2 separate regions of the Homo sapiens genome follow, and region 2 is linked to region 1. A link is a loop called in an ENCODE intact Hi-C map of the cell type or tissue named here. Cell type or tissue: OCI-LY7. All regions are shown on one strand. Links, peaks and the distances in the headings refer to the core of each region. The heading gives the core; the rest is flanking DNA. Region 1 holds the start of LOC124903186 (a long non-coding RNA gene). Region 2 has its middle 30 kb from the start of MYCBP2.

The links. Hi-C counts contacts between places; a loop is a spot of excess contacts. Peaks named below come from ENCODE experiments on the same cell type or tissue, not always from the same donor. Only the 100,000 strongest peaks of a DNase experiment are listed, where the experiment ranks them.
Region 2: a loop joins it to region 1, with 2.3 times the contacts of the local background. A loop is called at or near these places in 5 of 110 quality-filtered maps.

Annotation. Positions count from the first base shown.
Region 1 is chr13:77,420,508-77,437,305 of GRCh38, reverse strand. LOC124903186 (a long non-coding RNA gene) reads right to left here and starts at 9,710. Exons shown (of 4, transcript XR_007063828.1): 1 at 9,618-9,710. LOC124903185 reads right to left here. Exons shown (of 3, transcript XM_047430828.1): 3 at 14,204-14,496. The coding sequence ends at 14,368. RefSeq lists an enhancer at 7,494-7,703. In OCI-LY7, for the core only: no CTCF peak of the experiment used is centred there; a DNase peak (open chromatin) is centred at 7,805; H3K4me3 peaks cover 956 bases; H3K27ac peaks cover 1,492 bases.
Region 2 is chr13:77,348,281-77,365,078 of GRCh38, reverse strand. No RefSeq gene overlaps it. Among named protein-coding and RNA genes, the nearest start is that of MYCBP2, 30 kb to the right of the region's middle. RefSeq lists a cis regulatory region at 10,217 and an enhancer at 10,133-10,302. In OCI-LY7, for the core only: no CTCF peak of the experiment used is centred there; a DNase peak (open chromatin) is centred at 10,888; H3K4me3 peaks cover 1,112 bases; H3K27ac peaks cover 910 bases.

The sequences.
Region 1 (16,798 bases), core at 3,683-11,682:
AGATGGGCTTTTGAGGATACTTTTTTTTTTACATATATGTACATTAAGTTCTGGGATACATGTGCAGAACATGCAGGTTTGTTACATAGGGATACACATTCCATGGTGGTTTGTTGCATCCACCAACCTGTCATCTACATTAGGTATTTCTCCTAATGCTATCCCTCCCCCAGCCCCCACCCTCCGACAATCCCCAGTGTGTGATGTTCCCCTCCCTGTGTCCAAGTGTTCTCATTGTTCAACTCCCACTTATGAGTGAGAAAATGTGGTGTTTGGTTTTCTGTTCCTGTGTTACTTTGCTGAGAATGATGGTTTCCAGCTTCATCCATGTCCCTGCAAAGGACATGATCTCATCCTTTTTTATGGCTGCATAGTCTTCCATGGTGTACATGTGACACATTTTCTTTATCCAGTCTATCACTGATGGGCATTTGGGTTGGTTCCAAGTCTTTGCTATTGTGAATAGCACTGCAATAAACATATGTGTGCATGTGTCTTTACAGTAGAATGATTTATGTTTCTTTGGGTATATGCCCAGTAATGGATTTGCTGGGTCAAATGGTATTTCTAGTTCTAGATCCTTGAGGAATCGCCACATGGTCTTCCACAATGGTTGAATTAATTTACACTCCCACCAACAGTGTAAAAGCATTCCTATTTCTCCACATCCTCTCCAGCATCTGTTGTTTCCTGACTTTTTAATGATCACCATTCTAACTGGCGTGGTATCTCATTGTGGATGGTATCTCATTGTGGTTTTGATTTGCATTTCTCTAATGACCAGTGCTGATGAGCTTTTTTTCATGTTTTTTGGCTGCATAAATGTCTTCCTTTGAGAAGTGTCTGTTGATATCGTTCGCCCACTTTTTGATGGTGTTGTTTGTTTGTTTCTTGTAAATTCCTTTAAGTTCTTTGTAGATTCTGGATATTAGCCCTTTGTCAGATGGGTACATTGCAAAAATTTTCTCCCTTTCTGTAGGTTGCCTGTTCACTTTGATGATAGTTTCTTTTGCTGTGCAGAAGCTCCTTAGTTTAATTAGATCTCATTTGTCTATTTTGGCTTTTGTTGCCATTGCTTTTGGTGCTTTAGTCATTAACTCCTTGCCCATGCCTATGTCCTAAATGGTATGCCTAGGTTTTCTTTTAGGGTTTTGATGGTTTTAGGTCTAACATTTAAGTCTTTAATCCATCTTGAATTAATTTTTATATAAGGTGTAAGAAAGGGATCCAGTTTCAGCTTTCTACATATGGCTACCCAGTTTTCCCAGAACCATTTATTAAATAGGGAATCCTTTTCCCATGACTTGTTTTTGTGAGGTTTGTCAAAGATCATATGGTCGTAGATGTGTGGTGTTATTTCTGAGGTCTCTTCTGTTCCATTGGTCTCTATGTCTGTTTTGGTACCAGTACCATGCTGCTTTGGTTCTGTAGCCTTGTAGAATAGTTTGAAGTCAGGTAGTGTGATGCCTCCAGCTTTGTTCTTTTTGCTTAGGATTGTCTAGGCTATACTTTTAATAATGATTTATGGAAGCTCTATCATGGGTCAGGTGTGTGTTCAGCTCTAGGGAATACCAGGAGGAAGAAGACATACCCCTAACTTCAAAGAGCTCAGCAGGATTATCATTATCTTACCTACAAAATCTAGCACTCTGATTGGCACATAATAGGTGCTCAATAAGTCTTTGCTGAATCAGTGGAAGGTCTGCTTACTATTACAAAAGCATTGCTACAAACATAGTCATAAACACACAGGAGCTCCAAGCTGGAGAGGCAGAGTAAACAAAAGGATCAGGCATGAATGAAATGAGGGGGGATAATAATAAGTGTAGCTGGGATTAGACAATATGGAAGAGAAATGTGATGTGAAAAATAAAATCTTAAAATGGAAGATGTAGGCTGGGCTCCACACGCCTGTAATCCAAGCACTTTGGGAGGCTAACCCGGGTGGATAACCTGAGGCCAGGAGTTCAAGACCAGCCTGGTCAGCATGGCAAAACCCCATGTCTACTAAAAATACAAAAATTAGCCGGGCATGATGGTGCATGCCTGTAATCCCAGCTACTCAGGAGGCTGAAGCAGGATAATTGTTTGACCCCGGGAGGCGGAGGTTGCAGTGAGCTGAGATCGTGCCACTGCACTCTAGCCTGGGCAACAGAGTGAAACTCTGTCTCAGAAATAAATAAATAAATAAATGGAAGATGTAAGTTAATTTTATAAGAAAGGAAAGAAGAAGTTAACGAAGACAAGAAAACTAAAAATTTTCCAATATTTACTTGGAAATTGAAAACTTTGACATCACTGATAAATATGCAATATTGTATTAATTTAAACAGAAGATAAATTTTAAAACACATTTTGGAGACTTTAATTATGACTAGCCATGAAAAAAATCAGCAATGTTTTAAAACTTCCATTTTTTTCAACCACTTAAGTTTCTATGCTAAATAATTATAGATTGTTAATCTTTGTTTTCCCATAGTAATCCTTAAATAGTTTTTGAAATTAGTCTTTTAACTTAAGGAAAGAATGTTGTTTCATAGATATGGTGATGGGAATTGTCAAAAATAAAATTAATAAAGAGCACACTTTAAGAAAAACTAGCACTCACATAATTTGTAACTATCCCAGAAAGTTCTTAATGTTTTTCAATTTTACTTTGAATAAAAGTACACAGAGCAATAACTAGTAATGATTTGCATAAGTCTACTGAGAATACTTTTTGATTCTTCAAAAAGAATCCCTTTGAATTAATAGAACTGGAATCAGAAATACAAGCAAGTCATCAATTTGACTTTGCCAGTGAAGTCGGCCAAGGTCCAGAGAGCAACTGGAAATCTGACAAAGCAGAGAGTGCAAAAATTTGACATTTCAGATCTCAGTTGCATTTTGGCTATGGGAGTTTTTTTGAATTGAAAAGCATGACAAATCTTAAAAGGATAATTTCTTAAAAGGACAATCTTATAATATCTATGTGAGATATAGGCATTGTTAACAAATATATTAATATATGATTCTCACCAAGATTTCTTCATTCTTATAGCTAAAATGTAGCCTACTATCTAAGAGTTTTCTGTTGCTAAGACAGCTCTTAACCTTTGTCACTGCCAATAGAGACTTTTCTATTCTAAAAACCTGACCATGTTTAAAGCCCTCTCAGAGAAGTCCTGACTTCCCAATAAGATATATTTATGGCCACCAAGGTAGCTTGCACCCATAGTCCCAGCTCCTGGGGCGGCTAAGGCAAGAGGATTTCTTGAGGCCAGGAGTTTGGGATTGCAGTACACTATTATCACACCTGTGAATAGCCACAGCACTCCAGCCCGGGCAACATAGAGAGACCCCATCTCTTAAAAGAAAAAGATGTATTTATGCCTTCTTTACACATCAAAGTAATAGAAGCATAATACATTTTTTGAGAGACATACAATAATAAATGCATTTATGTAATTTTCAACATTTTTCACTAACAGAAACATTCTGAATTACAAAAGACAAATTTAACCTGCTTATTGATATTGTTTAGAGGTGAATGTTTACATTTTATTTGATAACATATAATTTGGCCCTCTAATTGCTTAGGCATTTAGACATTAGTTAGGTAAGTTTTACAGTGTCTCAAGCAACTCACAGAATAATATATTAATTTTTAAGATTATTGCAATGAAATATAGATTTATTTAAATATTTGGAACTTACCTACTCTATTCTTGCTAAAGCTTGGGACAAACCAAAATAAATATGCCAGTAGCATAATACTGCTGCCAGATTGTTAAGAAAATCTGGCCAAATTTGATTCTATTCAAGACCAAATTTTTATTTTCAAAATATATAATGGGAACTCTCAAAATGACTAAAACTTTCTATACACACAGGCCCCTTATAGCCTATGGGTCCAAGTGTACCCAAGTTTTACTCTATTTAAAATCGATTTGGACCTATCACTTTATTTTGGAAATAAAGGGATTAATTTCCTTAGAACCAATAAGAGTAGAACCTACAACAACTCTCCCATTGGAAGCAATGCAAGTATTTTCCAAAATACTGGAAAGAGACTACTAGAAGATGACAATGTTCTGAAGATGTAAAGCAAAGATGTCTTGAAGAAGAAAGACAAGATGTTGTGGTCCCAGAAAGTAGTTAGGTTCAAATAATTTAAAAAGCGATAATAAGAGTAGGGCATAGGCAGATTTGGCTCAGAGGGGTTGAGGGAGAAGACAGACTGATAATTATTAAACCGTGGCAAGTAATTAGAAAAGGTCCAAGTAAAATTCTCTCTGTCTGATGTTGATACTGAACAGAGCACTTATGCTTTGCCTGAGCCTACTGTGGAAATCAACTGAACTTAGCAGTTGCTAAGGGGAAAATTCTGGGCAGAAGCCAAACAAGTCCGTGTAGTCTCAGTAAATTGTACCCAAAAAAAGGAATGTGCTCCTACACAGGTAGCCAACAATTATTCTTATCTTTAGATGTGCATGCCAATCTTCTCTTCAAGAAGGAGAATCTATTTCCCCTCTTCTCAGCTCTGATCTGGACTTATGACTTATTTTGGCCAAGAGGATGCAGCAGAAGTGATAGACACTGTGCCTGTTCTGAGCTGAGACTTTAAGAACCCTTTTGGAAACCAGTTGTCATGTTTGAAGGAAGCCAGCTTAGACTGCTCAAGGAAGAGATCTACCTGGAAGAGGACCGAGGTGCTCCAGCCACTCAAACCACCCCAGCTGAGCCACCAGATGTATAAGGGGGGTCTTTTTCAATCTTCTAGACCCAGCCCAGCCACCAACTAATTATATTTGTGTGACCCCAGTTGATACAGCATGGAGCAGAAGACCTGCCAGTCAACCTGTAAGAGAAATAGCAAATCATAAGCCACTAATTTTCAAGGTACTTATACAGCAATAGATAATTACAATTTAAGCAAATCCAAAGGAAATGTAACAAGAGCAGAGACTAGTAGCTGAAGAATAATAGATGAATTTTAAAGGAACTATTTTTTTTAAAGTAACATGAAGTGACAAATGCTAGGGTAGACAACAGAAGAATGGCAATAGAAAATGGCCAAGAAAGCCAATTAATGAGTCTGGGAGGCTGATGACTGAACGTCTAGAATCATTAAACCAAAAACTATCTTTTTGGTTTAACTTGGAACATAGGAGAAAAATTAATTGTTGTGATAAAAGAAAATTGGTCATTTTCAGTAATAGTAAAAGAGCTTACTGCATTCCAATTTGAATATGACTAGGGCAGCTGAACAAAAGTTAAAAATCTCTTTAGAGAAATCAGGAAGCTACCAAAGCAGTCAATACTTCAGGAGCCGTGATCCCAGAGAGAAAAGAAGCTTGTTGACATGACCTCAACAATCTGCGGAAGTCTGATGCATTTGATGATTTCTAAGCTACAGCTACATAGGATTGAGACACTAAGAAACCAAGAAGAAGTTAATGTCTAAAAGCTGGAATCCTAAACAGTGTTCAACAATCTTACTACTGAAAAATTAGAGTTCAGGGCCCTCCCAGAAGGAAGACTACTAGTAAATTTCTTATACTTCCAGTCAAGACTTCAGAAAGACTATAGTCTGAGAATAAATGTGAACTACAATTAGACTTAATTTTACCAAGTACTGAAACCATCTCTGAGTCAACTCAACCTCAGGTTGAACTGTGGTGAACTTCTCTTAATCTAATTGCTAATTAGAAAGGGGGGAAAATCCTCCCTGGAGGAAGGTAACATCTATGAAAGCCTCAAATTATTTATACAATTTTTCAAACACAATGTCTGGCACTCAATTTAAAAACTACAAGGTATGCCTGGAAAAGACAAAATATCTGGCATATAATAGAGAAAACAGACAATGGAAGCAGTCCTATAGGTGATCCAGATATTACAGTTATTACTTGTGGTCTTGGAAATCATTGTAAATATATCTAAGAAAATAAATGACAAGATGGAAAATTTCACTAGAGAACTAGCATCTACAAAAAAAATTACATCTAAGTAAAAAGTCTGTAAATAGGCACTACAATAACAAAAAAATTAAAATCCAATAGATGGGGTTAACTCCAATTTAGACATAGCAAAAGAAAAAATTAGAAATCAGAAGGAAGTTTTATAGAATATATCCACTAAAGCATGGGGAGAAAAAAAATGAAAAAAAGCCACTGTAAAAAGTGTAAACATATAGGCTAGAATGAAAAGATCTAACATATACATAGCCTATAAAAAGTTTGAAAACCAAGAATAGAAGACATCATAGATTATACCTTACCAAAGATGGTCATATAGTCTTTAGTATGGTACTTCTCCTGTTGAGAGTTGAAATCTAATTCCTCTCTCCTTGGATTTGGGCTGGTCTTAGTGACTTTCTTGAGCAGTAGAAAATGGTAGAAGTGACATTCCAGGACTTCTAATCTTGGTCATAAGTCTTGAAGCTTCCACTCAAGCTTCTTCAAACACTATGTTTGCTAGTCTTGAGCTATAATGTAAAAATTCAACTAACCTGAAATCACCATACTGGAGAAGCCATTATGTAGCCACCATGGTGAATAGCCCCAGCTGAGCCAGACTTCTAGTGATCCCTGCCAAGGGGACATGTAAGAGAAGCCATCCACCAGCTGAATACCTCAAAGTGACCTCTCTTCGCACCATATGAAATCCCCAAATTTCCCAGGGTTATGTTCATTATTAATGTAGCAGTTGATGAAGAGTCAAGGACATCTTGTACTTAAATGGTATGGGGTGAGAAATGTTACCAATCATTTTCAGATTAGTGAAAGAGGATCTGAGATATCATAAACTGCTGAAATTACACAGAGCATCTCCTATCTAGTTAGTTCACTAGAACAGGGGTCAGCAAACATTTACCGCAAAGTCTCAGATAGAATATACTTTAGGCTTTATAGGCCAAGCCTATACCTACTATATATATATAGTAGGTACTTACATAACAGAGAAAATAAACTGCCATTAAAATTTTATTGAAAGTATTTTAATTAAATATTAATAATAGAGTATAATATTTTGTAACACAGGTCTACTAATGAGAAGAATGGAATTCTTTTGGGGGTGATAGCATTTAGTTTAATTGGGGTTCCAAATTAGTTTGCCCTATCATCAAATAAATTGGACATGTTCAACTATAAAAACAATTCTTAGCTCATAGGCCATACAAAAATAGGCATCCGACCAGATTTGGCCCACAGGCTGCGGTTTGCTAACCCCTGTACTGTAATCTAAAAAAAGCAAATTGAGTAGCTTTCCTTGAAGCTCCTCTGCAATTAGGTAAACACACAAGGTTAGTGTTGTTTTTGTTTTATATGCTCTTCTGTTGGCTTTGCACAGAGCAGGGAAGATCCACAAATATTTGCTGGGTGCCTTTATGTGATTACTGAGACATATGAGTAACGATGTGGTTTGGCTGTGCCACCACCCAAATCTCATTTTGAACTGTAGCTCCCACAGTTCCGTGTTGTGGGAGGGACCCAGTGGGAGGTAATTGAATCATGGGGGCAGGTCTTTCCCATGCTATTCTCATGATGGTGACTACGTCTTATGAGATATGATGGTTTTATAAAGGGGAGTTTCCCTGCACAAGCTCTCTTTTCTTGTGTACCGCCATGTGAGACAGGTCTTTCACCTCCTGCCATGTTTGTGAGGCCTCCCCAGCCAAGTAGAACTGTGAGTCCATTAAACCTGTTTCTTTTGTACATTGCCCAGTCTCGGGTATGTCTTTACCAGCAGCATGAAGAAGGACTAATACAACTAAAGTGATAAGAAACTGCCCTTCAGGTTTCTCTTCCCTTTTTTCTACATCTCTTGACTTCACTTAAGATCCGCTTTAGAAAGCCTCCCCATCTCTCTGGCACAGAATCACAAAATTGGCCCTATCTGCTAAATATATCTGGGCCTTGAGACTCTGGGTTACTCATCCTCTCTCTGTAAAATCTCCCCTATTTAAGTTTAAGCATCTTCATTGTCAAGAACATTTTTTCCAACCTCACTCACTCAAGTTATGATATAAATTGCTTTCAATTTAACTAACGTAGAAGTTGGTTACTGGTCTGCAAGTATCCCCTCTGTACTTTATGGATGGTCCTATACAGCCTTTTTCATCTCTTCCTCTAAGTGTGTGACAATGTCTGCTTGAATACAGGGAGTGTTTGCTAAGAAACACATTGTTGTGCTAGATCTAAGACAAAAACCAACACCATCAATGAAAATAGTTACATGGTATCATTATTTTCACCTGTGATTAGCTATGGGGTTTTTGTTAAAATCCAACAGACTGTATCTGAAAAACAATGTGATCTGAGGTGAATCAACGTTCTTAGAAAAATTCCAGTAACTCCTACTAAAAATTGCACACTACCATTAAATAAATTCACATGTTGCTAACAAAAACACACAGTTTAGATAATTGAATTCAGTTACTCTACAATGGAAACAGTACTATTTTGGAAAAGACAGAATTTTAACTGTCATTACTAGGCATGCTCCCATTCTCCCATTTTATTTCTTTGTATGAAAACATTTATTTTGAAATTGTCTATAGGCACAATTTGTCTGAAATGATAGATAATGAGAAATGCATAAGATATGTAATTAGCAGATACTTGCACAAAAAAAGAATAACCTAAAACTGGAATTTCTTCATTATTTTTCTGTGCCTAGAAAATCAAAGATCATATTCATCTTTTCTTCAAACTCTCTTACATGGTGTTTTGTTACTTTTATATTTTCTTATAATGAATGAGTTATCTTAAATGACCATCTTATCTTGCTCAGTCCTTTGTCCACATATTTCCATCTACAGCATTAGAGCACTAGAATTTGGCCCAATGATGGGCCAAAGTATGTTGATTAAATTACTAACTCCTATGAGTTCCCACCAACTTGAACATTTTCATTTTTGTTCATAAGGACATGAAAGGATTGCTGTGAACATTGTCTGCTTTCCTAACAGAATTACATTTTGACCTCTGATAATTGAACCTAAACTTTAGGGTGGGACTTTTCTCTGGAATATGTTAATTAGGACCCCAAGGAACTTAGCATATTTTGCTTATCTAACATATCCAATATGTCATTCTCTTTCTCCTGGAACAGATTCTCTTATAGAAACCATAACTTTTTTTTTTGTCTCAACAAAGATGCATTAAGCCTAGGCATGCCAGTTCCTAAAAGTATAGTAAATGTCATTGTGCAAACTTAGTTACTTCAAAAGGGCAGAATCATCAGAAGGCTCATAGCTGTTGGCTTTGTTTGTCACCTGAGAATGGAATTGAACAACTGCACCAAAGAATTTCTGTACTTGGTTCTAAGTGCTTTTCATGAAGACATAAATGTGTTCCATCATTTTATTTACTGTTTCTATATGTCTTCATCAGGATTCCTCCATTTGTCACCGTACATTCTGGGAAGGATAGCTCATTCTTGGATTATCAGTAACCACACATGGCAAGTATGTCATTGTTAATCAGTTGATTTGTGAGTGAATTCTACTATTAGCAATATCTAGAGTAGCTCACTCTTCTCTGAATTTTCCCAAAGCACACACTTAGCATGTGTTATGGGCTGAACTGTGTTCTCCCCCAATTTTTATATTGAAATCTCAACCCCCTTACCTTGGAATGTGATTGTATTTGGAGATGCGATCCTCATGGAGGTAATTAAGTTTGAATGAGGTCATGAGGGTGGGTTGTAACCCAATATGGCTGGTATCCTTATAAGAAGAGGAGAATAGGGCCGGGCACAGTGGCTCAAGCCTGTAATCCAGCACTTTGGGAGGCCGAGGCGGGCAGATCACCTGAGGTCAGGAGTTCAAGACCAGCCTGGCCAACATGGTGAAACCCCATCTCTACTAAAAACACAAAAATTAGCTGGGCATGGTGGCACATGGTTGTAATCCCAGCTACTCAGGAGCCTGAGGCAGGAGAATCGCTTGAACCCAGGAGGTGAAGGTTGCAGTGAGCTGAGATTGCGCCATTGCACTCCAGCCTGGGGGAAAAGAGCAAGACTTCATCTCAAAAAAAAAAAAAAAGTAGGACACAGGCACAAAGGGAAGACCAAGTAAAAACAAAGGAGGAAACACATTATAAGCAAAGGAGAGACAGAGCTTAGAAGAAATCAATCCTGTGAACCCAAAATATCTGAGACAGGTCTCAACCAATTTATCAAGTTTATTTTGTCACGGTTAAGGACACGCATGTGACACAACCTCAGGAGGTCCTGACAATGTGCTAAGGTGGTCAGGGTACAGCTTGCTTTTACACATTTTAGAGAGACAAGAGACATCAATCAATATGTGTAAGATGTAAATTGGTTCGGTCCCATAAGGTGCAACAACTTGAAGCAGAGATTTCCAGGTCATAGGTAGATAAGAGAGAAGAAGTTGCATTCTTTTGAGTCCTTGGTCAGCCTTCCACTGAATACACAATTTAGTCTGGCTCAGTGATTCTGCATTTTTACATAAACAATAGGGTAGAGGAAGAAATCAGATAGATGTGCATTTGTTTCAGGTAAGCAGAGGGGTGACTTTATGTCCTGCATCGGTGGAGATAAGCTATCCGTTTACATTGCCAGGGTGAAATTCAGCAGAACTGCGTTAGGGCAAAAATCTTGAGCCCCATGAAGAATTCCTTATAGGAAAATTGTGAGGGAAGTATGGAGCTCTTTTACCTTTTTAGCTATCTTATCTAGGAATAAAATAGGAGGCAGGTTTGCCTGAGGTAGTTCCCAGCTTGACTTTTCCCTTGGCTTGGTGATTTTGGGGGGTCCTAAGATTTATTTTCCTTTCACAACACCTTGATCTTGGACTTCTAGCTTCCAGAATTGTGGGAAAATAAATTACTGTTGTCTGAGCCCCCCAGTCTGTGGTACTTTATTATGCAGCCGTAGCTAGCTAATACAGTATGCCAACCCAGGCAACAGTTATTTATGCAATAGTATAGCTTCTAGAGGTCAACCTTATGAGATCCTTGGAATTAAAGTCCATGTCCTAAACATTTCTGTGTCCTCTGCAACATACTCTTTTGCACATAATAGATGTTTAATAAGTATAAACTGAACAAATTAATTTTAAAATACAGAAATAGTACAATATTTGTCTACAAGAATATTTTTAAGCAAGCTTTGAAATACATTTTTTAAAAATACATTTAATTTTTAAATACAATATTAAGGAAAAGGACTTGTAAGTATTATGATATTCTACTACGAATAATACCTAACATGGTATTATGATCTTGAAAGAGCTTTTATATATATGGTAATTGGATGAGTTCCCTACTGCTGCTATAACAAGTTACCATAAATAGAGTAACTTGAAATAACACAAATTACTCTCCTACAGTTGTGGAGGTCAGAAGTCTAAAATCCAGGTCTTATCGGGACTGCTGCCTCCCAGAGGCTCAGGGAAGAATCTGTTTCCTTCGCTTTTCCAGTTGGTAGAAGCTGCCTACATTCCGTAGCTCCTGGCCCCTTTCCCATCTTCAAAGGACATCCCTCCAACCTCTGGTTTTGTCATCACATCTTCTTTTTTTGACTTTGATCCTCCTGACTTCTGCTTATAAAGAACCTTGTGATGACGTTAAGCCTATCTGGATAATCTCCTCATCTCTAAACCCTTAACTTAACCATAGCTGCTAATCCCTTTTACCATAAAAAGTAATATACTCACAGATCCCAGTGATTAGGACCATGGACATCTTTGGAGGACCATTCATCAGACTACCACATTTTGGGCAAGCTCTGGGTTAGTCATGCTGTAACAGAAGCAAGTGAAGAGGCTAAAGCCGCCCTGGAGACTGCCCAGAAAAGGAAGTAGAGAAGAGAACCTGCTCCAAGGTGAGTATAAGTAAAAGCAGATAGGCAGGCAGAGGGTCAGTGTTTAAAAGGCATATCAAGCTCAGGAGTGGTCCCAGAAAATGAAAGTAAAACTTGTTCCCTGTTCCTGTCAAGCCCACCACCCTGGTAAATTAACTTTTAATTTATTTAGTAGGATGGAGAAATGGAAAGTATATGCCTGCTAAATTTGAAAATTAATTCCATTCAAACGATGAATTCTGGCAATCATTCCAGGTCCATGTCCTAAAAAGTACTTAACCTTTACAGAGATATCATATTAAAACATAATTTAATGGTCAACAGGTATATGAGAAATACTCAACATCCCTAATAATCAGGGAAATGCAAATCAAAACCACAGTGAGATATCATTAAATATTAGTAAATTAGTATAGCCATTATGGAAAACAGTATGGCAATTACTCAAAAAAACAAAAAACAGAACTATTATATAATCCAGCAACCCCACCATTGGATATTTATCCAAAGGAAAAGAAATCAGTATACCAAAGGGATACCTCCACTCGCATGCTTATCACAGCTCTGTTTACAATAGCAAAGATATGGAATCAACCTAAGTATCCATCAATGGACAAATAGATATAGGAAATATAGTATATATACACCACAATGGAATACTATTCAGCCATGAAAAGAATGAAATCATGTCACTTGCAGCAACATGGGTGGAACTGGAGGTCATTATGTTAAGTGAAATGATCCAGGCACAGAAAGACACACATCACATTTTCTCACACACATGTGGGAGCTAAAAAAGTTGATCACATAGAGATAGAGAGTAGAATGATGATTACCAGAGGCTGGGAAGAATGTGTCTGTGGTGGGAAGGGGGTAACAAAGACAGGTTGGTTAAAGAGTACAAACATACAGCTAGATAGAATAAGTTCTAATGTTCAACAGCAGAGTAGTGTGACTATAGTTAACAATGTATTGTATATTTCAAAATAACTAGAAGAGAGCACTTAAAATGTTCCTAGCTCTTGGAAATGATAAACATTGGAGGTGACAAGCACCCCAAAAACCCTGACTTGATCATTACACAGTCTATGCACATAACAAAATATCACATCTACCCCCATAAATATGTACAATGTGTATTAATTTTAAAATGTCAAAAAAAAAAAAAAAGGCTGAGCATGATGGCTCACATCTGCAATCTCAGCATTTTGGGAGGCCAAGGTGGGAGGTTTATGTGAGCCCAGGAGTTCAAGATCAGCTTGGGCAACACAGTGAGACCCCCTAATCTGTACAAAATCTTTATTTTTAATTTCAAAATAATTAGATATATAATAGCTTAATCACTTCAATAGCACTGCTGAGAAAGTGACACCATTAAATTTCAGATATATATATAATGATTATACCTCAGTAGGAAGTACAGACTATAAAGTTTAATAACTTATTCTGAGATTATGATCAACTAGGTACTCTGAGTAGGAATTTTACAGAAGTATAAACACAAATAAGCAAAAACCAAAGAAATTTTGGTTTGGAAAATAAATGGTGAATTTGATTGTTTTGTTTTGTTTTGATTTTTTGCCAGAATTTTTCAGATGTATTATCTACTTTGCCTAATTAGTCCAACCTTATAGCTGCATGAAGTGGACATACTTTATGACTCTCTTTAATCTTTCTACCAGTATCTATTGTTAAAGCAAACTAAATATAGCCTGAGAAGGACTCCATACTTCTATATTTGAGTCCTTGTAGATGAACTGTAATGTAGCTTAATAGTCAGACAAGATTGAAAACCTAATTTAGGAGTATGCACCTGTAATAATAGCTGTGGCCAATCCCAGCAGCCATACTTCAACCACTCATAGGCTGCTAAGTGTTCAAACTGTGTTCAAATAAGGCAAATGCCAACCTGTAACCAGTCCAGCCGTTGCTGTACCTCGTTGCTGATTTTTGTATGTCATTTCCCTCTTTTTGTTCTATAAATCTTCTCCCACCACATGGCTGCACTGGAGTCTCTGTGAATCTGCTGCGATTCTGGGGGCTGCCTGATTCGTGAATCATTCATTGTTCAAGCAAACTCCTTTAAATTTAATTTGGCTGAAATTTTTTCTTTTATCACTATTTACCAACTAACCATAGAGTTTTAAGATTTTCCTAAATATAAAACTAAATTATTTTTATGACAGCAAAAGTTAAAACTACTAAAATTATGCAAAGTTTCACACACACACGAACGTGTGTCATGCCATGAAAATATTCAAAACATACAAAAGCATTTGAATAATTTTGAAACCTCTAAAACATAACATGTTACAGGGACCTAGGGAAAGCTTCCCTTTAGCTTTCCAAAGGTTCACTTAAAATCAACTGACAAAAGGCAGATTAATAGGAGGAAGGCATACAAATTTATTTGATCATAGTTTTATATGTGACACAGGATCCTTCAGGATGAAGACCCAAAGATATAGAGCAAACTGTCCATGTTCATGCTTTGGTTCAGCAAAGTATGGTCAGGCTTGTAGAAATATGACTGGACAAAGAAGGCATGGTCTAAAACAAACAGACTGAGCGGGGAAGCCCGGCAAGGCCTGTCTGTCTGGATTCTTCTTGGCCTCTGTGCAGCATTCCTTCCTTCTGGGTATGGGACAGGACCCTCTCTAGAATGGGGGCTCTTGCAATCTACAATCAAACAAGGTAGGTCAGATAATTTCTTTATGACAAGTTTTTACACAGAAAGGTGGAGGTAAAGTTAAAGTAATATTTTTAGGTTTTTATGGCTGGCTTTGGGATAAAGGGTTCTGGTTTTCTATGACCCACCTTGGAGGAGGGATTCTAGTTTCTATGGCTAGCCTCAAGGGAGTATGAGGGGGCCAGAGACAGGAGGACCAGAGAAAGTCAGAGAAAAACTTTTGCTTCCATGCTGCTCTGAGACCTTCATTTTGGTGTATTATATTCTGACCCCCAACAATGTACATCACACATCACAACTGTTTTTAGTCACTATAGTTCATATGTCTGAGTAAATAGATGCATTCAGTATTCTCTGTCACTGGGTAGAGTAGCAAATAGGAGTTCATCTAACAGTTTAAACTTTTTACTAGCTCTGTAACTATAGGCAAATCACGTAACTTCGCTGAGCCTCAGTTTCCTTCTCTGAAAAATGAAAGAACTAAATTAGAGGATTGCATAAGTTGCTTCTTACTCTCAGATTCTACAATTTTTAAGTCTGTGGGTCCACTTTACCCACATGGTAAAACCCCACTATGGTGAATTTCAGATCAGTTTTGTAATTTTTAGTCAAATGAAATGTTAGGAAGTCACATATTATTAGAATTAAGGACCTAGAAATAAAACAGCTGAGAGAGAGAGAGATTAAGTGAAAAAAAGCACTGGCACATGTAAATTTCTTGCACTTTTTTTATTTCAATAGGTTTTTGGGGAACAGGTGGTGTTTGGTTACATGAATAAGTTCTTTAGTGGTGATTTCTGTGATTTGGGTGCACCCATCACCCGAGCAGTGTACACTATACCCAATGTACAGCATAGTCTTTTATCTCTCAGCACCTCCCATCCTTTCCCCCAAGTCCTCAGAGTCTATTGTATCATTCTTATGCCTTTGTATCCTCGTAGCTTAGCTCCAACTTATAAGTGAAAACATACGATGCTTGGTTTTCCATTCCTGAGTTACTTCACTTAGAATAATAATCTCCAATTCCATCCAGGTCACTGCGAATGCCATTATTTCATTCCTCCTTATAGCTGAGCAGTATTCCATAGTGTATATATAACACAATTCCTTTATCCACTCATTGTTTGATGGGCATTTGGGCTGGTTCCATACCTTTGCAATTGAGAATCGTGCTGCTATAAACATAGGTGTGCAAGTATGTTTTTCGTATAATGACTTGTTTTCCTCTGGGTAGATACCCAGTAGTGGGATTGCTGGATCAAATAATTTTTTTCAAAAAAAGGAACATCCATACCTCTATGTAACAAAAGCCATCTATGACACACCCACAGCCAACATAATACTGAATGCAGAAAAGTTGAAAGCATTCCCCCTGATAACTGGAACAAGACAGGAATGCCCACTCTCATTACTTCTATTCAACATAGTACTAGAAGTCCTAACCAGAGCAATCAGACAAGAGAAAGAAAGAAAGAGCATCCAAATCAGTAAAGAGGAAGTCAAACTGTCACTGTTTGCTGTTGATATGATCGTGTACCTAGAAAACCCTAAAGACTCCTCCAAAAAGCTCCTAGAACTAATAAATGAATTCAGCAAAGTTTCAGGATACAAAATTAATGTACACAAATCAGTAGCTCTGCTATACTCCAGTAGCAACCAAGCTGAGAATCAAATCAAGAACTCAACCCCTTTTACAATAGTTTCAAAAATAAAATAAAATAAAATACTTAGAAATATACCTAACCAAGGAGGTGAAAGACCTCTCTACAATGAAAACTACAAAACACTGCTGAAAGAAATCATAGATGACACAAAGGAATGGAAACACATCTCATGCTCATAAATGAGTAGAATCAATAGTGTGAAGATGACCATACTGCCAAAAGCAATCTACAAATTTAATGCAATTCCCATCAAAATACCACCATCATTTGTCACAGAACTAAAAAAAAAAAGTCCTAAAATTAATATGGAACCAAAAAAAGAGCCCGCATAGCCAAAGCAAGGCTAAGCAAAAATAACAAATCTGGAGGCATCACATTACCTGATTTCAAACTATACTATAAGGCCATAGTCACCAAAACAGCGTGGTACTGGTATAAAAATAGGCACATAGACCTGTGGAACAGAATAGAGAGCCCAGAAAGAAACCCAAATGCTTACAGCCAACTTATTTTTGACAAAGCAAACAAAAACATAAGACACCCTATTCAACAAATGGTGCTGGGATAATTGGCAAGCCATATGTAGGAGAATGAAACTAGATCCTCACCTCTCGCCTTATACAAAAAT
Region 2 (16,798 bases), core at 6,884-14,883, 75 kb after region 1:
AAAATCTAACTGCCTTTCTTTGATTGCCAGGGCTTCCCTTGTTCTGGACCCAGCTTCCAATCCAGAGTTTTTTCCACCTTTTCTTCATAATTTCCAACCTCAGAACATACATAGCATTTCCCAACTCATAGTAGATATTTATCTGAAACTCCCTATTAATGTTTGGGGCACTTCCCTACCTTTTGAGTCTTTATAGATGGCAGAGCCTACCTCCCTCTAAAGAAGTAAAGGACAGACACTTGCTTTCCAGGAATTGTGATAGTTAGGTCATCAGTGCATTATCAAGGCTTAGCCAGTCATTAGAATTAGCCTTTTAGGGCCGGGCATGGTGGCTTATGCCTATAATCCTAGCACTTTGGGAGGCCGAGGCAGATGGATCACCTGAGGTCAGGAGTTCGAGACCAGCCTGGGCAACATGGAGAAACCCTGTCTCTACTAATGATACAAAAATTAGCTGGGCGTGGTGGTGTGCACCTGTAATCCCAGCTACTTGGGAGGTTGAGGCTGGAGAATCGCTTGAACCTGGGAGTCGGAAGTTGCAGTGAGCCGAGGTGTCCCCATTGCACTCCAGCCTGAGTGACGGAGCAAGACTCAGTCAAAAAAAAAAAAAAGCCTCTTAAAGATGGTGAATCTGGAGCTAGTGACATAAAGAGCTAAGGAGGCTTGGATTCATCAGTGGGAGGGCAGAGCAAAGGACCACAGTGGTATCAGTATTCAGTACTGCAGTAGCATCCAGTATTCGAGTGCCACAGTGGAATCAGTATTCATTCAGTACTGCAGTAGCATCCTGTGTTCTAGGGCCACGGTGGTATCAGTACACAGTACTGCAGTAGCATCCGGTATTCGAGGGCCATGGTGATATCAGTATTCAGTACTGCAGTAGTATCCAGTATTCAAGAGCTACAGTGGTATCAGTATTCAGTACTACAGCAGCACGCAGTATTCAAGGGCCATGGTGGTAGCAGTGCCAGCAGCAGCAGCAACTGCAAACATGCTGGTGGTGCCAGTGGCATTACAGTTGCTAGTTGTTGTGCTCAGGGTGTGGTGAAAGTGGTAACAATGTCCTACCCAAATCAGTTTTGCATAGGATTTTAGCCATTTTCCTTGCTGAGTTTCTTCTTTTTTATGCCCATTTTCTGAGCCTACCTCTCTAGCCCCCTATATGATTCTTTTCAATATCCTTTCAGTATACTTCTTTTCTGCTTGTATCAGCTAAAAGCTATTTCTGTTACTTGCAACTGAGAACCTTGACTAATTCTGAAATTAGTTTGTGGAGGTCGCATCAACAATCCTTCAGGAAAAAGAAGGTCGGGGAGAATACAGGATTCTTGCCTGGCTGTGGCTGAATATAATGGAAGCACGTTCAACATTAAGACATGGGACTCTTAGAAGTCCATGGCAGATGGCAAAGTAGCTAATTAAAAGAGTCCATTAAAAGCTTTGGGGTTATGGAAAAAAATAAAAGAAAATTTAAAAAGAAAAAAAAAGCTTTGGGACTTGCCATAGAACAGTATGAAGGGCATGAGGAAAATTACAGACTGTGGGTTAATCAGATGGTTAATTTTAACAATCACGGATATATCAAACAGAGAACAACAAGCTCAAAATTACACTCTGTTGTTTCTGTCAGGTCTCCTATGTGAAAGGTTGGGTATTTAGTGGGAAAGAGCAGAACTTCAAGAATTAGAAGAAAGACACATGGGAGAATTCAGAGGCCTCAGACAGCACCAAACCTGAAAGCCTCCATTAAACCTCCTAATTGTCAGTTGAAGCCCCCCTACCTCTCCTGTCTGATGACATGGTTCCTGCCTTGCTGTAAGACCTTATAGCATTCCTGTATAAAGGAGTTACCCTGAAAGAGAAATGCAATTCTTCCTCATGCCCTCACATTATTGTCACATTATCTCTAGACCTATACCTAGAGTCAGATCCCAGGATTCCTCAGAGGAGCAATTTAAAAGTCATACCTGAAAAGATACAGAGTACACATCAATATGGTTGGCAAAAATCTGGAGAATATAGATGTAAACAGGTTTTGAGTATGTGATGCCAAGGAAAAAAGGACTCAAACTTAGTCAAGCTGAATTTGTGGATATGGGTGTGCTTACCAGTTATTCTGGATTCCTTGTGAAAACTTAGACAGCTTGGAGTCTTCTGGTTTTTGGTTTAATTGGTTGACTAATGCATAGATTGAATGGTGGCCCATGCTAACTGAAGCTGAGATGTTAAGATGGCAAGAAAGATGGGAGCCTGGGTCACTGATGATAACACAGAGCTGCCGAATGAGCTCTTGAACAGTGCATCATGAGATTGCATTTATATGGGCAATAAAAGCTTTGATCTTGTTTGGGCGAATATTACAAGTATATCTCTTCTATGAAGCAAAGTTAATTCTAATTAGTACAACATGAAAAGTACACATCTCAAATCTATTAGCCTTTTTCAAAAGGACAGATGGAAATTTATCAAGACAACTGTATGTTAGAATTCATGATGTATTTTTTCTTGGAAAAAAAAAGTACACATTCCTAATTCTATCCACTGAAAAGACCCAGGAACAATGACAAGCCCAGTAGCAATGAGCACCCTAGTACCCACTAAAATGAACAAGGGCACCTTGGAACAATGACCAATAGTAGAGCTGAGTAAAGAAATGTAAAAAATGAATGTCCTTCCTTGTATCAGGAGGCAAGGAATCTGTCAAAGGCTAATGGGATGCCAGAAGGTCACAGGAGCCAACTTGAATGGTCTCTCATTGTCCAAAGATTACATCATTTGGGATCAAAAAGAATGACTCAAATTACTAAAAACACAACATATATATACAAATGAAATCGTCAATGATAATGCTAGAAGAAAATCATCCCATGGCTTATCAGTAGAAGTGGCTAGGACATAACTTATTACCATAAAAAATAGATAAAGGGACACATAAAACATTTATTCTGTCTTTCTTGTATGTATTTTATTTTTCTGGTAAACAAATGATTGATAAAGAGCTCTCTTCATAGAAGAGTTTCTGTTAATAAATACAGAAAGAATGAAAGAATTAGAAAATCATCACATTTCAATTCCAAAATGGCAAAAGAGACCTAAGACTTGATTATTAATAAGTGCCAAAATTGGCCAGACACAGTGGCTTATGCATGTAATTCCAGACTTTTGGGAGCCTGAGGCAGGAGGATCATTCGAGTCCAGGAGTTCGAGATCAGCCTGGACAACATAGACCCCCATCTCTATCAAAAAACAAACAAACAAATAAAAAAAACATGTTTTTAAATTAGCCACGCATGGTGGCGTGGGCCTGTAGTCCCATCTACTCGGGAGGCTGAGATAGGAGAATTGCTTGAGCCCCTGAGTTCAAGGTTGCAGTGAGCTATTATCCTGCCACTGTACTCCAGCCTGAGTGATGGAGTGAGACCCTGTCTCAGAAGAAGGAGAAGGAGAAGGAGAAGAAGAGAAAATAAAATAAAAGAATAAGTGTCAAAACTGTTAGATGAAATATGGGTGGGGGATTTACAGTGGATGGATCAGGCTGATCACACATGAACTCACTGATCAGTCCTGGCATTGGAAAAATGAGACCATCGGCCAGTATGAGCCTCCTGATGTAAGACAATAGGATCATCACCATCTCTGAAATACTTTTCACCCCAAAAATGAGACTGTATTTATTCACATATTTAGCCAAGTCCCTACAGGAATGTGTAAAATAAAACATAAAGCCACTTCCAGGATGTGGGAAATTCTTTTAAAAAAAAAATTTTGAACAAGTAAATGACATAAAAATAAGAGGGATCTATATCACAATAAATTACAAGAGACTTAGCAACCAACATTGTTTGGCTCCTGATCCAAACACTTGAGAAAATTAGGAGGATTTGATTATGTTCTAGGTACAAGGTGACATTAAGAAATTATTGTTGACTTTAGGCCTGGCATGGTGGCCCACGCCCGTAATCCTAGCACTTTGGGAGGCTGAGGCAGGCGGATCACGAGGTCAGGATATCGAGACCATCCTGGCCAACATGGTGAAACCCCATCTCTACTAAAATCCACAAAAAAAAAAAAATTAGCCAGGCGTGGTGGCATGTGCCTGTAGTCCCAGCTACTTGGGAGGCTGAGGCAGAGGAATCACCTGAACCCAAGAGGCGGAGGTTGCAGTGAGCCTAAGCCAAGATGGTGCCACTGCACTCCAGTCTAGTGACAAAGCAAGTCTCAAAAAAAAAAAAAAGAGAGAGATAGAAAGAAAGAAAGAAAGAAAGAAAGAAAGAAAGAAAGAAAGAAGAAAGAAAGAAATTATTGTTGATTTTATGTGATATAGTGATATTATTGTTATCTTAAAATGTTAGAGATCCATTCTAAAATATTTATGGATGAAATGATATGACGTCTGGGATTTGCTTTATTATATACTTGTTAAAGCCAGAAGGGAACTGATGAAACTAGATTGGCAAAATGCTGATAGTAGTTGAATCTGGGGATTTACAATATCAATATTCCTGCTTTTGTGTATGTATGAAGAAGAAAAGGAAAAGGAGAAGAAAATGCAGATGACTTCTGGTGCTTCTTCTTCCTTCTTCCTGTTTCTTCATCACGAATGGTATGTGACTACAGGGCTTACAGTGTAGCCACCATCAAGTGACAATAAGGCAAACATGAGCATGGGAATAAAAATAATGTAAGAATAGTAGACAAATACAAAGGAAAATGCTGAGCTGTTACACCAATTCCTCACCTACTGTGGATACCTTTTTGTGTGAGACACCTCAATCTCTACATAAGTAAGCCACTGTGAGTGGAATTTTCTGTTCACTGCAGGCTCACATTGTGGTTACTAATACAGTTTGACTCAATTACCACCAGTGATTCGGGGCTCTTCACGTCCCCTGGGTAAACTTAGCTAGAATGACTGGCACTAACAAAAAATAGGGTTGCTGCTTCACAATAAAGTCAAATCCCCAAATCAACAGGCTCAAAAGAAGTTTGTATTCTCTTTTGCCATGCCAGAGAGAAAATATTGGAAGGTCATATGGAAGATTTTGCCTTTTGTCAGTTATTTCTGGGTAGTTTATTAGAGCTTGGAACTAATGAGGCCATGGATACCTTTTTGTCTATTTTAGTGGCCAAATCAATGGTTTTGCTGTAGTTTGGTATCACACCAAACTTCTAAACTATAGTTTAAATCAATGGTTTTGCTGTAGTTTGGTATCACACCAAACTTTTAAAGTATAGTTTAAATCAATGGTTTTGCTGTAGTTTGGTCACACACCACTGATTAGGGCACAGAGATTTTGAGTGTTCATGCTATAATCCCAGGGTAAACATATATTTGGATCACTGACGGTATTAAAACCACATTCTAACTGCATGGTTCAGTGAATCAATTTCATTATCTTCATATATGTTAAACAGAGCTTGTTGACTGAATCTGTCCTTCAAAACATAATCTGGTAGAAAATTTCATTTATTTCACAAAATTTGAATTGGCACTTTCTTGCTACTTATCTCAATACACTAGAAGAACAGAAATAGTTCCTCTATTAGGTTCACAAGATGACTAACAAAAAGGCATCATATTAAACAAACCCTCTATTACCCAATTTTCTACCTAGAGGGGTGACGTGGGAAATGATTTGGCCTTTAATGATTTCTTTCACGTCCAAAGTTTGCTCTTGTTTTCATGATTCTGTTGATCTCTGGATTCCACAAGTATGCAAATGACTTACCACTGTGCAAACAACTATGCATTAGTCAGAACGTTCATAAAGTTTTGCATAGGAACCTGGAGGAGGTTCATCATAAAAGGACAGATATAATTTAAAATTTGGTAGTAAGGAGTGAGTAAAGGAAGTGAATTTATATGAACTGAAATAAAGAAGGTTTAAGAAGGATTAAGTCTTGTTTTTGAGTATTAAAAAGGTTTGTGTACAAATGATACAAAACAATTATCCTCAGTCCCATGTGGCAGATAGAAATTACAGCAGAGAGAATTTAAACCAGACATTAGAAGAAATCTAAGGACTGTAAAACATGGATCTATATTTCCACATCATTATAGAGTTAGTTTTTTAAAATCAATATGGAGTTATTAGTTATTTTCAAATAACTCAAACTAAAAACAGGATGATTTAACTCAATTTCCTAAAACAAATATTCACATGAACTCTCTGCAGGAATAGAGTAATAAGTGAGACACATCTCTGCCCTCTGAGAGTTACAGTGTTGGAAGGATGGTGAGTAGAATTAGCCAAATACAAAAATAACTGCAAAATAAGGTGTAACTGCCAGGCGAGGTGGCTCACACCTATAATCCCAGCACTTTGGGAGGCTGAGGCAGGAGGATCACTTGAGGCCAGGAGTTCAAGACCAGCCTGGCCAATATGGTGAAACCCTGTCTCTACTAAAATATACAAATTAGCCAGACGTGGTGGCTCGTGCCTGTAATCCCAGCCACCCAGGTGGCTGAGGCAGGAGAATCGCTTGAACCCAGGAGGTGGAAGTTGCAGTGAGCTGACATTGAGCCACTGCACTCCAGCCTGGGCAACAGAGTGAGATTCTGTCCCCAAAAAATAAAAATAAAAATAAAAAATAAAATATAAAGTGTAACTGACAAATACCAAAGCAAAATCCTATATTTCTCCAAGTCATGCCACTGTAATGATAATGTATCAGGCTATGTTATTGGTAGCAAAAACTGTGATACAGATGTGTCAGCCCTTAGAGCTATGTTTGCTCCTCAAAGTGAGGCTGCACCTTGGCTGAATGACCAGAAGATGGATTCACTACAGACAATAGAAAGAGGCTGCCATTTGGCTATAGTGTGCAGAAATATCATCTAGCACAGTTGGTAACCAAGGCCGAGCATTAGTGATTTTCTTATCTCACCTTTGAGGAAGTGTATAAGGAGAAGGGAGGTTTCAAGTTAGCAAAGCTTGCAAAAGGCAGCAAATGCATTTAGCTAATCTTTCAATTTCATAAATTCTAATTCAAAATAGGCATAGACAAGTTTTAATTTTAAAATTTCTACAGTATGACCATGTATTTGCATCTCTGGTAATTGATAGCATGACCATATAAAAAATACCATAAGTAAACCTTGATGAAGAAGCTGAATAGCAAAGGAAGAATAGTTTTAAAACTTGCTCTCTGAGTATTGCTATGCTTTGGGCACTTAATAAGTACATTTAGATTCATTACTAAAATATTTATTAAAATCAAATATCCTCTTAGAAATGGCATTGACTTAAAACACACTTAGCCTACCTGATTCTCATGGGTATGTGTTAAATAAGCTTTCTGGAAACAAGATACAAGGAAACACTTTCTTCCCACATTTCCTAGTGTCCCTTTAACACTGGTAGGAACACGGTATCTAATAAAACAGCTTTCTTCAAAAGTCAAAGTGTAAAAACTAATTTGCAATAAAATATAACCTGGTTGGTAGTCATTCAACATTCATCATTAAGAAAATGTTGAAACTGTTATAGAAAAATTGACAATGCTATGACAAAACAAGTTAAAGAAAAATACAAATGTCTAATTAAAATGAAAAAATATGTTATCAAAGAAATTACAAATTAAATGTTTTCCCATTATATTTATAAAATATTTTAAATTCTAATGATTAGTATTGAGGATTGTGGTATTTAAATGAACAGTTGCAAACAGCTAGTATAAGTAGAACTTAGCACGATATTTATGGAAAGCAAACTAGAGATTCAGATCGTAAGTCTTTAAAAGGCTTATAACTGTGACCAGGTTTTTCGATCTTTAGAGTTTATCCTAAGGCATAAAAAGCTTGGAGAAAGACCTAGATTCAATGATGTGCATTATTAATAATAGTGAAAAGTTAGTCCTATTGGACTCCATGGGCAAGGCAACCATGAGAACCTTTGCTTAGTATCACATTTGTCTGCACTGCAATGATGCACAGAAATAGCAATAAATACGCTGCTCGATGTTTTTCAGCATATGTAATTCATAGTGGAGGGTCATATTTCCTAAGAAAATGTCTGGCAATTTGTGAGAAATGTGTTAGGAGTGGAGGTGGGACAATGGGTTTGATAATACTTAGAAAACTCTGTGGGTTAGACAGCTTGGGCTGCCATACAAAATAACACAGTCCGGGTGGCTTTCAACAACATAAACTTATTTTCTGACAGTTCTGGAAGCTAAAGGTGAGGTTGCCAGCATGGTCAGGTTCTAGTGAGGACCCTCTTCCTGGCTTTCAAATGGCCACCTTTGAGCTGTAGCCTCACATTCAGAGAGAGGGGCACAGGGAGAGAGAGAGGGCTCTCTGGTATCTCTTCTTTTAAGTGCACTAATCTCATCATGAGGGTCCCACCCTCATGACCTCACCTAAACCTGATTCTCTCCCAAAGGCCCCATCTCCAAATATCATGGCATTGGAGGTTAGGGCTTCAACATATGAATTTGAGAAGGAAACAATTCAGTCCATAGTGCTATATTTAAAAAATAAAGTTTCTATGTCAACTTAACTATATAATAATACTAATAAATAAAAACCACACTGAGTTTAACTCATGTGTTAAAGCTCTAGCACTCTACTGTAATACTTTTAAAAACAAAAAAGTACTGAAAAATCTCTATTTGGTACGACAGGATTAGAAAATCATGATTTTGTAACACCTAGTAAATGTTTGCTGAAACCATAGTGTGGAACATACTGTTGGGAGAACAGGATATTCCTGCAGTGCCCTAGGATCACCTCTGAGATTATTTATTAATTCCAAAGAGTAAAATGTACCTTTGCAACCTGGTGATCTGGTAGTTGCCATCCAAACTTAGTATCACCAGTAATAGGACAACCTGACGTGTGTCACCTGATAACATATGAAGTCACAATATTACCTATCTTGAGAACAAAATTAAACATTCTTGACAAATAGGTTAAACCTGAATTTAATCAAGTCTAGACCTAAATACACAAAATAAAGGGGATAGACAAACAGGTTGAACAACACCATGGGAAACAGTCAGGATATGGGACATATTATATAGGAAAACTGGCTCAGCCTCTTCAAATAGTCAACGTCATGAAAAAATATTTGGGTAGAGAATTTTTCTTTTTTTCCTTCCTTTTTTGTTTTTCTAGAGACAGGGTCTCATTCTGCTCTCCAGGCTGGAGTGCAGTGGCGTGATCACAGCTCACTGCAGCCTCGAACTCCTGGGCTCAGTTGACTCTCCCACCTCGGCCTTCCAAAGCACTGGGATTACAGGCATAAGCCACCACGCCCAGCCAGTCGAGGATTGTTCTAGATTAAAAGAGAAAGAGGGGCGATCAAACTCAATAATCAAATTCCATACATTCAAATATACATCTGTAAAAGGAATTTGGAGACAAGAGGGAGAATTTGACTACAGACTGGATATAAAATAATATAAAATTATTGTTAAGTTTCTTGAGCATAATAATAGCATTGTGATTAAGTAAAGTATTCTTATTCTTAGAAACTTTATAGTGGTATATTTAGGAGTGAAGTTTCATATGTCTGCAAATGACTTTCAAATATTTCGGAATAAAAATTATTTTATGCATGTATATAGACAGAAATATTTAAATATTTGCCAGCATGTTAATTTTTGAACTTAGTGGAAGGTACGTGAATATTCTTTGTACCATTCTTTCAACTTTTCTCTGTATTTAAAATTTTAAAATAAAAAGTTGAAAAATACATTTAAACTTTTTAAATTTAAGAATAAGTAATACGACCAGGCACAGTGGCTCACTGTAATCCCACCACTTTGGGAGGCTGAGATGGGTGGACTCCTTGAGCCCAGGATTTCAAGACCAGCCTGTGCAACATGGCAAATACTCGATCTCTACAAAAAATAAAAAAAAATTAGCCAGGCGTGGTGGTGCACGCCTGTAGTCCCATTCACTCAGGAGGCTGAGGCAGGAGGATCACTTGAGCCTAGGAGGTCGAGGCTGCAGGGAGCTGTGAGTGTACCACTGCATCCAGCCTGGGCAACAGACTGAGACTCTGTCTCAAAAAAATAAAATAAAAATAAAAATACATAATACTAGTATATAAGACATGTGATAAATATGTAAGTTAGAAAAATTATACCCATTATCTGATCTAAGATCCAGAACATGAACAATATCATTAAATCTGGATATATGCTCTTCCTCATCCTAACCCTCTAACTTCTCCCCAACTATCTTGATATCTGTAAAATTTGTTATAGACATTTTCAAGCATATACAAAAAGCTCTAGCCCCAGCTCTGCAGTTTCTTTTTTTTTTTGTGTTTATGTTGTTGTATGTTCTATGTTATCCTTAGAGAATTCCTTTATCATTTGCAAAACCAGCAATGCCTCCAATGTGTATCAATAAGTTAAATATTCTGTAAAGGAAGATCCTCTCAGAGATATTTAGTCCAACATAATTTCAGAAGTGGAAATCCTTCATCCAATTTTTAACCTTTTTGTAAATAAATATATACTGTTATTTCAGTTAGGGTCAGTTTTTTAAAAATAGCATTGTTTTGGATACAATGTTTCTTTCTATACAGAAACAAATTGATTTTAATATGAAATGGAGAATATATCTGATGACTACCATCACCTGGGGACCCTGTCCTCCTGCTTCATTCAGTTAATTCATTGCTACTGTAATTTCTTTGCAAAACAGAAATGAAACTTAGTTCTCTGTTCTGAGGACCAGTTGAGCGGAATATAAGTATGCCAGTCAGGAGACGGATATTCTTGGAGTTTAATGAGAAAAGTAGCACTTAGTTGAGGATAAAGAATTCTAGTTAGTAAATAAAATGAACTGAGTAGAACATTGAATAACTGAGAACAAGAAGCATTGAAAAAAAAAGGAAGGAAAGAAAGACTTGAGTCAAAACTTGGAGTCCTATTAAAGAGGAAATAAGAAGAGGAAGTGGTTTATAGAGTAAGAGTTTTTATATATTAACTTGAGATTTTTTACCTCTATTGACAGGAAACATAATGGTGGCCATTAAAAAAGAAAAGAAAAAAAGAAGAGAAGAGAAGCAGAAAGAAAAGAAAAAAGCTGGGTTTGGAGCAGTGGCTCTGGCCTTTAATCCCAGGGCTTTGGGAGGCCAAGGTGGGAGGATCATTTGAGGCTAGGAGTTCAAGACAGCCTGGGCAACATAGTGAGACTTCATCGCTACACATACAAAAAAATTAGTCTGGCATGGTGGCACACCTATCATCCCAGGAATTCAAGGTTACAGTGAGCTAGGACCATGCCACTGCACTCCAGCAAGACCCTGTGTCAAAAAACAAAAAAACAAAACTAATACATTATGGGAAGAAATTGTTAAGGCATAAAGTAATTATACTTTTCACATTAATCAGTTTTCCCTTGTGTATCTAGTTGCTCTCTCATGGTTTGATTTTAAAGAAAGATAAAATGTTGTATACCTTTTATCTGCTGGATTCCCTTAAGCATGATCTCATTTAATTCTCAAAAAATTCTAAAAGACAAGGATCAAACTCTTGATTTTATGACTGAAGTTAATTTGGGCTCAGAGAGGTCAAGTACAAATACAAATGACGGGACTAAGAAGGGTAAGATAATCTGATTTCTCTGGCTCCAACTTAATGCTTTTTATTTACAAGGCTAACCTACCTCAATAGCCTAAATAAATTTGTAAGTTATACCAACTTTCATAAGACTAGAGTTTCTGAGCTCTCAATAAATATAAGATTAGATAATTTGATTATTACTAATCAATCTGAAAGATAAATCTTAATATAATGAGCTTTTAAGTTGCCAGTGGTAGTTAGAAAAGCAAAAAACAAAGTTCCCAGAAGATAAAGTACAATAGGTATATGCACACACTTTGTGTGTGTGTGTGTCTGTGTGTGGTAAGAACACTTAACATCCACTCTGCATTTCTCAGAAATATATGGTCATTAACTATAGTCTTCATGCTATACAATAGATCTCTTGAACTTACTCCTATCTAACTGTAATTAATATATTCTTTGACCAATATCTCACAGCCCCCCCTCCCCACTAGCTCCTACAGCATCTAGTAACCACCATTCTACTCTCTACTTCTATGAGGTCAACTTTTTTAGATTCCATATATGAGTTAGATCATGTGGTATTTGTCTTTCTGTGCCTGGCTTATGTAACTTAATGTTCTCCAGGTTCACCCATGTTGTCATAAATGACAAGATTTGGGGTTTTTTCAATTAAGTGTATATTGTATACATATTTAAAACATCCATCTAGTAAACAAAAAATGACAAAAGAAATTATGCATTAATTTTGCCTTTAACCTTGGCAGCTTATATTTATGCTAGCAGAACGCTATGACACAGATGCTTCTATGATTGTTCTTTGGAGTTACAGTGGACATAAAATTGATATGTGCTCACTTACAGACAATTTTGGTGATTCAGTTTGCCAAATGCATTTTTCTTTCCTTCCTTTTTTAAGGTTTTCTTTCTTTGAAAAGAAAACCTGTTCATGTAGAATTTCCATTTCTAGCCCAACAGAAATAGAATTGGAAGTCATGTCAAAATTTTATGGAGAATGTTATACATCCTGACACTATTTATAAGGGTGAAAGAACAGAAGGAATTGAACAACAAGGGGGAAATCATTGAATAAAATATGGTACTTTCATATGTTACTTATTATATGGCCATTAAAATTAATTTCTCAAATAATTATTAATTATATAAAAATTTTGAGTTCAAAAAGCAAGATACAATGTTGGATATACAGTATAATCTAAAATACCTTCAGAAATATACACACACATAGAGAAGAACTATTAAAGGAAAATTCACCAAAATATTAACAGATGTTATTTCTGGGTTGTGGTATTACGGATAAGATTTTTATGCTGAATTGCCAAAGTTGTCTACAAGTGAGCACATATTAATTTTATAATAAAAAGGCTACAAGCCTGATTTTTAAATGACAAGGTTTAGTCATCTTTTATTGATGTATTGGTAATGATGTTTCCTATAAAAGATATAGTATGGATCCTTGAATTCTTTTATTTTTAAAATTTATTTGTCCATAGACTTTACTTTTGGGTTTAAATATTGGGGACAAATAAGCATCATATTCCTTAAATGCTGACTGGTCAACTAAAATTAAACAATTAGCGTATTTTATCATGTACGTGGTTATTAAAGAGTTCTAATTCAGGAGAGGTATAAATATAAGATGGTTTTGTTTTCTTTAATCAAACACACTTTGTTAATAACATCTTAGGCAGATTCCAGATTCCATAGGATGCAGTCACTTTTTTCTCAGCTTCCTCTCCCTCTAGTACAGGTTTGACCAGTAGCCAAAGACCCTAAATTGTGAAGAGAGGTATAGTCTGCTCACCCAGTTCCCTTTTTCCTTCTTCTTCAAAGTGTAGGTTCAATGGGGACAGGAGCGAGGAAAGAGGGATTGAGGCAAATTGACCAGGTGGAAAGATAGTTCTTTGTACATTAGTTCTTGTTATTGGACTGGTCATGAATACCCACTGTCCCAGGCATCCAAAACACTGGCTCTCTCATGTGGTGCCTGCGTGAGTTCTTTGGCAATGGTGAAGGACTTCTCCACCACACAGTTCCCTAAACTGTGGGAGACCTGGCTCCAGTTCAACCCCTTTAAGTCCCTTTTACTCACATACTCCCACCATCTGTGGGATACCCACAGTCTCCAGCTATTGGAGTCTCCTTTCCTGGCAGGAAGTGATCCTAAGTGGTATTCCGAGTAGATGGCTCAAATCCAGCTCTATTCCTTCCTTCTCACTGGACTCACAGAAACTCATATATCCTGTCCTGTTGGAAGATTGGTTGCATTAAGAGTTCCAGTTCTTTTACCTTCCTTATGTCCACACCCTTTAACATGACCTTGCAGACTCCTTCAGTAAAGATATGAAGTTTACTTTCCTCTTCCTCAAGTCTAGGCTTGCCTTTGGATTTCTTTGTCCCAAGATGATTTTATTTTCTTTAATTGATGCTGTTTTGGGGTTGAGGGATTTCTTCGGCCAATGGGTCATTAGCAAATAAGACACAAGCAGGAACTTGGAAAGTGTTGATGCAATTGGGCTTGCATGCTCTTGCTCACTGCCATCACCATGAGAAGGCCATGTTTGTGTTGACCCACTGATCCAAGATCTGAAATGCCAAAGCTATACTAGTTGACAAATTCCTAAGTCACTCAACAGCCATCACCCCTCAGAAAAATGAGTGAACCCAACCCAGATCAGCTGAAACTCTCAGATTTTTGAGTGCAATAAATGCCTGTTGTAGCCACCACAATTTCATTTTGTTTGTTATGGGACATTATTGTGGTAATAGATGATTTGTATACTCCATCTAATTGTGGTTATACAAGCTGGTCCATTCAATTTCTTCTTTCCATCTAGCCTTCTTTCCCTGATTCCCTTTTCCTATGCTCAGATAAACACAAGGGAAGAGCATCACGTTGACTGCCTAAGCAAATTGTCATGAACTTTGAAGACTCTGAAAGTTACTTGCAAGCTAAGCAGTTAGCAAGCCATAGCTCCAAGGATGCTGGTAAGAAACACAAGACTCCTAGGTCAGAGAAAAACGGTTTATTCACAGCAAGAGCAGTAGCCAGAGTATCATCAATTTTGTGCTGGCTCCTCAAGCCCCAGTTCCCAAAAGGAGTCATGAAGAGGTGCAGATGACACCTACACATGAAGTGAGCTGCATTTCAAGAAACTTTGAGCTTAGGGAACCCAAATCTTTTTTTTTTTTTTTTTGAGACAGAGTTTCACTCTTGTTGCCCAGGCAGGCTGGAGTGCAATGGGGCAATCTCAGCTCACCACAGCCTCCACCTCCAGGGTTCAAGCGATTCTCCTGCCTCAGCCTCCCAAGTAGCTGGAATTACAGGCACGCACCACCACGCCTGGCTAATCTGTATTTTTAGTAGAGGTGGGATTTCTTCATGTTGGTCAGGCTAGTCTCAAACTCCTAACCTCAGGTGATCTGCCCACCTTGGCCTCCCAAAGTGCTGGGATTACAGGTGTGAGCCACTGCACCCGGCCAGGAACCCAAATCTTTTAAGACAGGCACTCGGGGAGCCTAACTTTTGCTTAGAGGCAGGTGTCTTTATGATACTAGATAGCAAGCATGCATGCCCTTTGCTCTGGAGGGATACACCATCTCTAACTTTCAAGGCCGTGTGCTAGACAAACATCCTTGAAAAGACCAGAAAAGGTGGTCCATGCTTTGCTTGTAGGACATGTGGGTGTGTGAAATAATGTGGGTATGAGGAATTTTCTCTTAACACAGATGTCTTCCAGGAAACAGAATGACAGTCCCTTTTTCTAGTCAATTATTCCCAATGTTTAGAAGAGATTCTCTGGTTTCCTCCCCTCTCCCTCCACTTCCACTAGGCTGACAACTCCCAGCTCTTTCTCATTCTCTTGACTTTCAGGCTTCTTATAGAGACTGAGAAAGGATGATGGGCACCAGTCATTGCAGAACCAGATCTGTGGTCTCTAAGCAATCCCAGCCTTCAGTTAACAGGAAAAGTCCCTGTTCTGTTACAAATGAACCATATTGCTCAATATGTGTGTGGACAACAGACTGACTTAAGAAATAATGCAATCAGGCAGCAGATACTTGACAAAAACTCAGAGATGCCCAAATTTCGATGTACAGTATAGATGTGTACTATTGGAACTTGGCAGCAAATGCCATATGAATAAGTCTTGCAGAAATCTTAGGCAGAGTTCCTTTTAGGCTATTCCACATCTCACATAATATACAGCCTATGAGGCAAAAAACACTTAGACTCACCCAATAATAAATACCCTTTTTGTGAATGACATCTCAAAGTTAACAGGCAAGCCACAGATATTTGCAATATTGCAACCAATAAAGGATTGATATTCAAAATATTTAAGGATTCCTTAGTATCCATGAGAAAACAATGGGCAACTGTGATGGCCATGGAATTGCATTACCCAGATCTCCCTTCAAGAGAAACTGCTAAGGAAGAGCAGTTGGCAGATAGCTGCAACACCTCTGGATCCACTGTAGTGTTCATATCAAGGCCAGGTTCTCCAGGTCAGCTCCCAGAGAGCAACTGAACATGGCAAGCATCTAGGGTCTGACTATTCCCTCCCAATACCAGATTACTCTGACAGGTGTTCTTTATTCTGGGACTCCATATTGGTCCAGCTGAGACTTTCTCAGAGCTGCATTGCAGTGAGAGACTTTTACCCTGACACTCTTCCTTCTCTCTTTTCACAAGTGTCAAACATGCATTAAGGCCTGGAGGTTTTCCCTATCTACCCCAATCACATTTATCCTTCACAGGCATTCCCCCTAACCAACGTCTCTGTAGATGTCTATCTTGGTGCATCTGCTTCCTAGAGGACTCAGACTGACACAGGAACCCCATAAAAGACAGCAAAAGATTTGAACAGGGCAGGGCGGGGTGGCTCACGCCTGTAATCCCAGCTCTTTGGGAGGCTGAGGCTGGTGGATAACTTGAGGTCGGAATTTGGGACTAGCCTGACCAACACAGTGAAACCCCATCTCTACTAAAAAAAAAAAAAATACAAAAATTAGCCAGGCGTGGTGGCATGTGCCAGTAGTCTCAGCTATTTGGGAGGCTGAGGAAGACGAAGTTCTTGAACCTGGGAGGCAGAGGTTGCAGTGAGCCAAGATCACACTACTGCACTCCAGCCTGGGCAACAGAGCAAGACTCCATCTCAAAAAAAAAAAAAAAAAAAAAACTTGAACAAGTAATTCATAAAAAACAAAGCCCAAGCCCAAATTAGGTATACATAGATACACATACAAT